Linked DNA regions of Homo sapiens: region 1 is linked to region 2. A link is an interaction called in ENCODE POLR2A ChIA-PET data of the cell type or tissue named here. Cell type or tissue: MCF 10A. All regions are shown on one strand.

What was found. ChIA-PET counts read pairs that join two places held together with the same protein. Peaks named below come from ENCODE experiments on the same cell type or tissue, not always from the same donor. Only the 100,000 strongest peaks of a DNase experiment are listed, where the experiment ranks them.
Region 1: POLR2A ChIA-PET joins it to region 2 with 5 read pairs; 2 of 35 experiments call an interaction of 5 or more read pairs at or near these places.

Annotation. Positions count from the first base shown.
Region 1 is chr16:55,916,671-55,921,670 of GRCh38, forward strand. It overlaps a transcript of CES5A not described here. Among named protein-coding and RNA genes, the nearest start is that of CES5A, 44 kb to the left of the region's middle. In MCF 10A, no CTCF peak of the experiment used is centred here; no DNase peak of the experiment used is centred here.
Region 2 is chr16:55,435,625-55,440,624 of GRCh38, forward strand. The region is part of intron 4 of MMP2-AS1 (MMP2 antisense RNA 1); the gene reads right to left. Among named protein-coding and RNA genes, the nearest start is that of MMP2-AS1, 24 kb to the right of the region's middle. In MCF 10A, no CTCF peak of the experiment used is centred here; DNase peaks (open chromatin) are centred at 2,247 and 3,677.

The sequences.
Region 1 (5,000 bases), 480 kb after region 2:
TCTCCTGCCTCCCATTTCCAGAGACCAAGAACCACACAGGAAAGTAAACACAGCTTTAGTGGAAATGAAAGGGAAAGTCCATATTTCTTTGGACACACCTCCTGCTGCCTAGTCAGGAACACAATCACTTCCCTGCTCCCTGCTTTCCCCAGTCCTCTCCAACAGGCCTTCTCTTCCACTCCAGCTGCTGGTCCAGGTTGCCAATCAACTCCCTGTGGTCAAAGTCAGTGACATCTTCTCAGAGGTATTCACCTTAACTGAACTCACAGCAGCATAGACTTCTCTCCTTGACACAATTTTCTCCTGACTCCTGACACCACACCCTTCTGCTCTTCCTCCTTCCACCTTGGCATCTTTATGCCCATTCACTCTGCTAAATTTCCCTTGTTTGGCCAAACCTTGAAGGCAGGCAACCCCCAAGGCTCACTCCTCAGAGCTCTGCTCTCCTCTGATCACTGTTCTTACTTTAATCATCTTATCCAGTTCCATGGTTTTAAGTGCCATCAAATACTAATGGTTGCTAAACACTTACTCCACCTTTGACCTCTCCCTTAAGCTCCAAGCACAAATATTCATTTGAATGTCTGTACTAGTTACCTATTGCTGCCTCACAAATTACCCCCTAAATTTAGTGGTTTAAAACAATGAATACTTTTTATGTCACATTTTCTGTAAGTGAGAAATCTAGTGCCACTTATCTGGGTGCTTCTAACTGAGGTTCTCTCATAAGATTATGGTCATGCTGTTGGCTGGAGCTGCAGTCTCATCTGAAGGTGTAACCAAGGGAAACTTTGCTTCCAAACTCACCCATGTGGTTGTTGGCAGGGTTCTGTTCCTGGTAGGTCATTGGACCAGGGGTCTCAGTTCCTCACTGGCCATTGGCCAAATGCCTTCTACAGATCCTTGCCATGTAGGCATCTCAGGCAGCTAACAGAGGGGCAACTGGCTTGCTTCAGGGCAAGGGAATGAGAGAACAAGAAAGAGTACCCAAAACAGAAGCCATGGTTGTAAGCTCATCTCAGGTTCCATCACCTCTGCCAAATTCTGCTTGCTAGAAGTGAGTCATTAAATCCAGCCCACACTCAAGGATAGCGAATTACAGAGGGCATGAACAGCAGGACACAGGGGTCACTGAGGCCATCTTAAACATACATATAAAATGAAGTATGTCCACAACAGAATTGATTTTCCCCATCCCAAACTTCTCCCTCAAGTTTTTCCTATCTTAAGAAATAATGTAGCAGCATTGTCATAATTGTGCTGTCAACTGGATAAGTTGAAACTGTAGCTCTCAGAATCCCCCTATTGCATGGTTCTGGGAGAGAATTGGCCAAAATAGGAACTTGCACAAGATTTGGAAAGTAGGAAGTGAAGCAGCAGTCAGCATCCTTGAAAGTTCATCATAGTCAGATATGCTGATGGGCAGGCACAGAGGTACCTGGAGTATCTCTGCTTGACCCCATGCTCTTCTATTTTGTGTCCAGCTTGTCTTTCTAATGGTAGGTCTCGCTGACCAACATCTACCCAAGGCTCACCTCCAGAGGCATGGCTGCAGGCCCAGAGAGGTACAAACTGCACAGAGGCAGCAGTATCCCATCACCCTCTACATGAGCTCTTCTCATGGCCTCCCCTTGGTGGCTGGATGTGCTGGGTTTCTTGAATATGTCCAACTACTGTTCCAACTATAATAAATCCGTCATTCCATAATAATCATAATGCTGGCTCCCTCTTATCTCAATTGAAATATCTCTTCCCCAGAGAGGCCTTTCCTGGATTTACCTCCCTGCCTATGTTCTATTCTTCCCATACCATTAGATTCTGAAAGAAATAATCATCACTAATCCTTACCAACTTCTTATCATTTCCCACATATGGCACTATATACTTTAACTATGCCATCGCAGATCATTGTAACATCATTCTTGTAATAAAGGGTGTGACTATTCCTATTTTCAATGGGGAAAAGAAGGCAAAAAGAGGTGAAGTTATTTGCCCAGGAGCTTACAGATAAGCAAGCAAATTGATGGTAAGAAGGGGATCTGAAACCACTTCTGCCTGACTTCTAACACATTCTCTCCATCACATTATAATGCTTCCCCATGTCTGAATCTGGAGTTGGGAGTTTCTTAGCCTCTCAATCTCAAGGTCTTCATTTGTAAACTACAGGCACCTCATAGAATGATCATGAGCATTCATGGTTCTTAGCAAACTTTTATCCCTTCCCACTTCCCCACCCCTACAAATCTCAAAATCCAGGGTGAGTATCTCTACCAGGGTGGGTCTTCAGAGTGTAATCAAGGTCTGAGCAGAGGATCTATGGGTCTATCCCATCTTATGGGGCAGATTTCATCCTGGAGCCTTGGAAGCATCCTACAGGACCCCCTATCTACCCCACTCCATCTCTAATCGGCTGAGACCCAACTCTCAGCCACATAGAGTCAGTCACAGAAGGCTGAGGGCTGGGCACCAAGCCTTCTGCTGGGCAATGAGTCCCTGAACAGGCTGAGTCGCCCCAGGGCACAGGCCTCCCTTCCTTCATGGCCTTCACCAGCTTTTTGTGTCAGGCCCTCAAGGCTTACGTGAAACTCTTCTGAGCTTTGTGCAACATATGAAGACATATAGTCAGAGAAACAGACTCATAATTTGTCAGGTCAAAGGGCTATGGAGAAGCTAGAGTCACTTGGGTGCCACTGTGATTAGTTTCATGTCCATTGCCTGCTGGTTAAAGCCTGAGGTCTTCGCCTACCACCCAGGGCCCTCTGGAATCTGTCTTTAGCCAGGATTCCCTACCCAAATGATTTTATCTTCGCTTTCCTCAGGAAGTATGGACTCTTTTGCTCCTACGACTCTCAGCCCAGAACCCTGCACCCTCCTGGTGACCTCCCTTTGTCTCTTTACCTGCTTTCTACCCTTGTTCAAAGGTACACGTCAAAGCCACTAGCCACATACTGATGAAACAACCTTTGTGAATGATTTTCTTTTAAGATTTAGAAAAATCTAGAAAAATCACTACTTTTAAAAAATCAATTTATACATTCCAAAAATGTTTTCCCATCTGTTGTCTCATTTTATCTACCAAAAATTATTAGGTGAGTTGGACATAAACCAACCCAACTGTAGAATTGTGGAAATAATCATAGCTGGCACATTTGAGCTCCTTCTTTTTGCCCGGCAGTGTGCCAGGCACTTTCCATGAGTTAAATACAGTGTGTCCTTCCAGGAGTCCTGAAAGGCAGCTATAGTTATTATCCCTATTCTCCAGAAGAGAAAACTGAGGTTCAGAAATATTTAAGAATGCCTGAGTCTTCCAGTTCCCAAATGGTAGCACAGAAGCAAGCTAGTTTCACATACTTCCACCACCCTTCCCCCACCAGCAGGATACAAAAAACAAATATAAGTGCCAAGATTATCATCAGAAATAACCCAGCAGTCAAAGATGAGGATGAGATAGTTTTGGGGGCTGCAGAGACGTGAAAAAACTCCGAGAAGGCAGTAAAAGAACTGGACTCTCACATCCACGATGCCCCTCCCCTCATTCTGCCCAGCACCAAGTATGCAGAAAATTGTTCTCCAACTCACTGTTTCTACACTGCAAAAGGTGAGATTGAGAAGAGCAACCAACTTCTCCACCATCTTGGGTTCTCTGACAGGAGACCTCTCCTTACCTTAACTCACAGAAAGCATCACAAGTGACTGAAAGGAGAACCATCCCTGATGTGAGGCAGACAAAAAGGGGAGGCAAGACCTACAGCAGCATCACACTGCAGGAGGTTTGTCCCACAGGTCTTCTGGGAATGAATCCCTAGCCAGCTGTCTCACACTGCTGAGGTATCCCCTTTGAGACCCCCCCATTCAGAAAGGGCACTGCTTAGATCATTTATTAGAAGGACGGCGAACCTGGGCTTAAAGCGCTACCTAGAGTTGAAAATGAGTCAATTACCTAGTGGTGAAGAATCTCTAAACAAATACATCCAATAAAAAACAAAAGAAGCCAGCCAGGGAAGACAGAAACAAATAATCCTTCAATGCAAAGACATAAACATACATCCATTAGAAGCAACTGCAAACAGGGAACCATGATCTTCTCAAATGGACAAAGCAAGGAACCAGTGACTGACCCTAACGAGATGGTGGTATGTTATCTCTTTCACCAAGAATTCAAAATAGTAGTTTTAAGGAAACTCAGTGATCTCCAAGATAAAACAGAAAAACAATTCAGAAATTTACCACAGAAACTTAACAAAGACTGAAATAATTTTAAAAATCAAACCAAAATCTTGGAACTGAGAAATATTTTTACTGAACTGAAAAATTCATTAGAAGCTCTTCTCAACAACAGAATGGATCAAGCAAAGGAAAGATCAGTGAGCTTGAAGATAGGCTTTTGAAAATACACACTCAGAGAAGAAAAAAAGAATGAAAAGCAATGAAGATTATCTACAAGATGTAAAAAGTTACCTCAAAAGGCCAAATCTGAGAATTATTGTTGTTCAAAGAGAGTTCAACAAGAATGAGAGATAAAAAGCTTTACTCAAAGAGAAAAAACTTCCCCAAATTTGAGAAAGAGATAAATATCTAGGTATAGGAAGATCAGAGAATTCCAAAAAGATCTGACCCGAGTGAGACTAGTCCACGGCATATAATAATCAAACTCTCAAAGGTCAAGGACAAAGAGAAGATCCTAAAAACAACAAGAGAAAAGAAGTAAATATTACACAAAGGAGCCTCAATTTGTCTAGCAACAGACTTCTCAATGGAAATCATACAGGCCAGGAGGAAATGGAATTATACTTTCAAAGTGCTGAAAGAAAAAAAACTGTCACTCAAAATTACTACATTCAGCAAAGCTATTCTTCAAATATGAAGGAGAGATAAAGTCTTTCCCAGACAACCAAAAGCTGAGAGAATTCACTACCACCAGACCCATCAGACAAGAAGTGCTAAGAGAAGTTCTTCAATCTGAAAGAAAAAAAAAAAAAAAAACCATTGAAGTGCAAAAA
Region 2 (5,000 bases):
CTTCTGCAGGCTTGGGCCACCTCCTCTCCCAGTCTTAGGCTTATGTGAAGCCTCAGAACCCTGGAGCCCATGTGTGAATGAGAAGCATCTACCTTGGCTGAGTCCTGTCCTTTCCCCTTTTCCTTCCATTTCTCATGGTCCCCTCTTTTCCCAAGGCTTCTGTTGAAAGAAAGTGCTTGAAATGTGCATTTCTGCTTTGTGTGCCAGCTCTTGCATTTCTTTACAGAAACTGCAGAAGAGAGAGCAATGCTTACCTCAAAGGCGTGAGGTTCCAATGGTGGAACTACCATTAGAGCCTGTTTGGCCTTGAGGGACCTCCCGGTCAATGTCAGATGATAGCTCTTGAGGGACCCCTTTCTCCAGCTCCTGGGAAGCTTTCCCTGAAGCTCAAGGGGACTCTGTCTCTCCGGGCTCTCTTGCCTCCCTCATCCCATTTATTGTCATGTCAGAGCAGACCTTGGCTACAAATTCCCTATTTTCACTTTTAAAACTACGTCAATACATATGTGTGTCTGTGAGTTTGTATGATGGGGGTGAGGGAAGGGGAGAAGAGGGGATGAGAGAAGGGAAGAGGGGAAGGGAGGGGAGGAGAAGAGAGGGGAGGTGAGGAGAGGAAAGAAGAGGAGCGGAGAGGAGGGGAGGGGGACAGACATGGGCCAGAGGAGAGAGGAGGGAGGGGAGAGGGAGAGTGAATCACCTGCTATGTGTTCAAATCCTCCCAACAATCAACCATCCTGTGAAGCAGGTCTTCTTGCCCCATTTTCCAAATGAGGACCCTGAGGCTCCCCTTGTCCTCTCCACCACTTGCTTTCACTTCCTTCCTCTCCTGTGCACTCCTCCTTTCCTACCTGAACATTATCTTCATTCCCAAATTTGGAGTTGGTCCTGTGTTCCCCTGAACATTATCTTCATTCCCAAATTTGGAGTTGGTCCTGTGTTCCTGGGGGCACGTTGCCGGTGCATAGGTGTGGGGCTGCAAGCCTGCAGTCCGTCTCACCATGGGGCTCCATGCAGTGGAGTTTATTCCTGGATGGACATCTGGACCTGCAAGATTTATGGGGACCCACAAGATGCTGCCAAAGGCTCTTTTTATGGGTAGTTGCAACACAGAACAGAATATCACTGTGGTCAGGCACCCTGGAGACAGAGAGAGCAGGGGTGCCTGACTGGCTGTGCATCCAACAAATGGGGCAGTACTAACTAGTCCTAGTGCTAGTACTTACCTCATAGGATTATTGCGAGGATGAGCTAAGATAATGGGGTGTTTCCAGAGGTGCAGAGACCACGGGTGGTATTGAAAATGATTTGAAATAATGCACAGACAAGGCATTAAATAGCACTGACTCAAACAGTAAGTGTATTAGGTCCTTTTTAGCTCTCTTTGAATTCTTCTAATTACGTCAAGAAAGTCTCCAGTTGATGCTATTGTGTCTTTAATGCCTAACAAGTACTAATTATTTTTGTTGTTTTGTTCTCTGTGTTTTAACAAAGGGAGTGAAGACTTCAGGCTCAGAGTCCCACTGCAGGCAACAGTGTCTAGGTAGAACTTAATACATATTTTCTTTTTTATTGGAATAATTTTTATGGTTAGTGGTTTTCTATTCACAGAAATAGTATAAAATTTTCTGTGTGAGTAAATGGATTTAGGTTTTAAAAGCAGATCCATTTAAAGGGGAGAACAGCATTAAGTAGATCATAGTATCAATAACATTCAAATATGTCCAAAATTATAAAAGGAGCCCACAGTGATGAAATTTTCAGAATCATTGAGATAATCCACGTCAAGAGCACAGTGGTGGTTATTACTCTTCTGGTGTTGACCCAAGAGTTTCCACATCTAAAACAGGTGGGACAAACTAGGTAGTTTGGGCCCTTCCAACTCTGAGGATCCAAAGTCCTTACTTATTTAGTACCTTGTTTTCCTCTGTCAGGTTCAAAGACAGATTCTCCAATGAGTGATCTTCATCAAATGAAGCTTGGGCTACTCCCAAGGAATCCTGCCACTCTGGAAGATGTTTGATGCAAAATATCTCTGGGGTCAGACAAGTCGACTTATGCTTTCTGAGTCTCAGTTCTTCATCTGCAAAATGCTGTGCCTGATAGCACTAACCTCCGGGTTCTGTAGATTTCATAAGATTATGTAATGTAGCACAAAATGTGAAAAAGTGACCACGAGATATGTATCAATGCCCAGACAAGGCATTGAGTAATACTGACTCACACAGCAAGTTTCCCTATTGCATCAATGAGAAAGTCTCAGTCTGGTAATAATATTGCCTAAGTGCTTTTCTTACACCTGCCAAATAACCCTTTAATTAAGTAGAGGGAAAGGCCTCAAGGCCTTAGGCTTTTGGCAGGCAATAAGATCCAACTGGGATATTAGAGATAGGCTTAGAGGAATATGAAGACTATATCCCCACATTAGCCCTGGGAACAGAACAGGAGCCAAGGGACAGTGGTATTTGAGCTGACCCCTGAAGAGACAGAAAGATTCCTCCAGGCAAAACATACTGGAAAGATGTACAAGGCATCAGGAAAAGCAATCCCTTAAAATCAGGAGGCCTTAGCCAGGTTTGTGCTACAGACCCTCCAGGGGAGGTCTATGGACCTCCTTATGGAATAATGTGGGTTTTAAAATGTGAGATGAAAATATTGGCATTGTTCTTGTGGATTTTTAAATAGTGATAAAATATACATGACATAAAATGTATTATTTTAACTATTTTTAAGTGTACAAGTCAGTGACATTAAGTATTCACATTATTGTATAGCCACCACCATATCCATCTACAGAACTGTATCTTCCCAACCTGGAAGTCTACACCCATTAACAATACCACTCATTATTTCCTCCTTTCCCATCTTGGGGCAATCATCACTCTACTTCCTGTGAATGAACTTGACTGCTCTACATATCCCATGTGAGTGGAATCATATAGTATTTGTCCTTTTTTAATTATCCTATTTATCCCAAGTCAGGCTTACTTCACTTAGCATAGTCTTCAAGGCTCATTCCAGAATAATGTCATTGCATGCATAAAATTTACAAAACAGCATTACAAAGAAAAGTTATATTAAATAACAGTTATCTAAATAATTATTTAAATTAATATAGTAATATGTGGGCTTTTATTAACCAAGATATAATAAGATATAGAGGTGGGTCTACTCATCACTATAATTTCCAGAGAGTAGTGAGTCTGTTTCAAGATACTCTGTAGCAACTATAATGTGATATGAAAATATCTGTGATATCTATTAATGACGAAGTCACAAAAGTCCCATGTAGTGCTGATACAATTTTAGTTGTTGCCTACATTCAGAATTGAAGGAAATGCTAACTGTCAGTTAGAAGTTAGCAAAAATTTAAAAATACATTTTTTTTTCCCATTCAAGCTAAGAATTCCATGGAATTCTTAGAAGTCTTCCATTTCATGGAACCCAGGTTAAGAATCTTCACCCCATGAAAGGAATATTTTTATTCTTCATAAGTTTATTTCATTCTTGGTCCAGAGGTGAGGCAAAGATCAGCTCCTCTCAGCTTCTACTTGGCCCCAGAAACCAACTCTTTGGCATAGACAGTAAGGCTGGGTTTTGGACACGAAACATTTTTCATTAACCCCCACCCACCCCGCCCAGGTATTATGTTTGAAAAGCAGTCTGTGACAGGGAGTGGTTAAAACAGAAGACAAGTTTGTTTCACTCCAAAATCTCTTCCATTTGGTCTCATGGTTCATTAGTATTTGTTGTGCAACACCAAAAAAAAAAAAAAATGCACTCAGATGTAAATGCAGGGACGGCCCAAAACACAGGAGACACTCCACGTGTCTAGACAGCAATGTTCTAACCAACAGAGGAGACACACTGCGCTGTTCATAGTAGTTGCTTAATTTTTCTCATCTGCAAACAGGCTATGGATTGCCAACCTTTAATTAAGAAACAGTTTTCTTTTCAAAAAGAATGTGTTCTAATAAATACCAGCTGAGCTGGGATGGAGGCGCTATAGAAATTACAACTGCAGCTGAAAAACCATGAGACTTGCAGCAGGCTAACCATGAAGACCTTCAGGAAAGGAATAGTTTCCATGTGCTTTGGAGATGAGGACATGCCTCGTGGGCTATGCTCCTTGGCTTCAAAGCCAAGCCACAGCGCCGGTGCTGTGGGTTCTGCCTTCTTGGGCAGAGAGAGGACAGAAAGAGGCAGAAAGACAGTGAGGCAGGGTATTGGCTTAAATGACCTCTGCCTTGACATTCTATGACTTTAAAATCAAAGAGGTACTCAGGGTAAGGTTAGAAGTGTTCTTACTACAGCTGATATCATTGACTTTGCAAAAGGGAGTTCCTAGCAAAGAAAATGTTTCTTCAGATTGAAGTGTCTTGGTATTTGAAATGTCTTAGCATCCCTGTGACCCTCCCTCCACACGTAGTGTTGCCAGATAAAATGCAAGATGTCCAGTTAAATTTGAACATCAGATTAAAAATGAATAATTTTCAGTGTACATATATCCCGTGCAATAAGCTAAAAATATACAAAAGCATTATTTGTTGTTTATCTGAAATTCAAACTTAACTGTGTGTCCTGTATTTTTACTTACTAAATCGGCCAACTCTACTCCCACTCAAACCAGATCTTTCCTCCGATCCACTTTCCTCCAGTTCTTTGTAGAGAAATGCCAGGCCAGCCTGGCACAGACTGAGGTCAACTTAGAGACATGTGTACAGTCAGCATAATGGTTAAGAACACCAACTTTGGAGTCTCAAAGACTTAAAGTAGCCTTCAACTCAAGCCTGTCGCTTTTTGATGGGTTTATCTTGAGAAGCTTTCATGACCTCCCAGGGCCTCAGCTTTGTCCTTTGCAGAATGGGGAGATTGAAAGTCACGGCTGATGTTCAGCCATATCCAATAGTACAAAATCCATACCAGCAGTTTAAAAATTAGAGCATTTCCCAGGCCAGTTGTCAAATAGCTTCCCAATCTCCCCTTCATTGTGCCAGGCACCC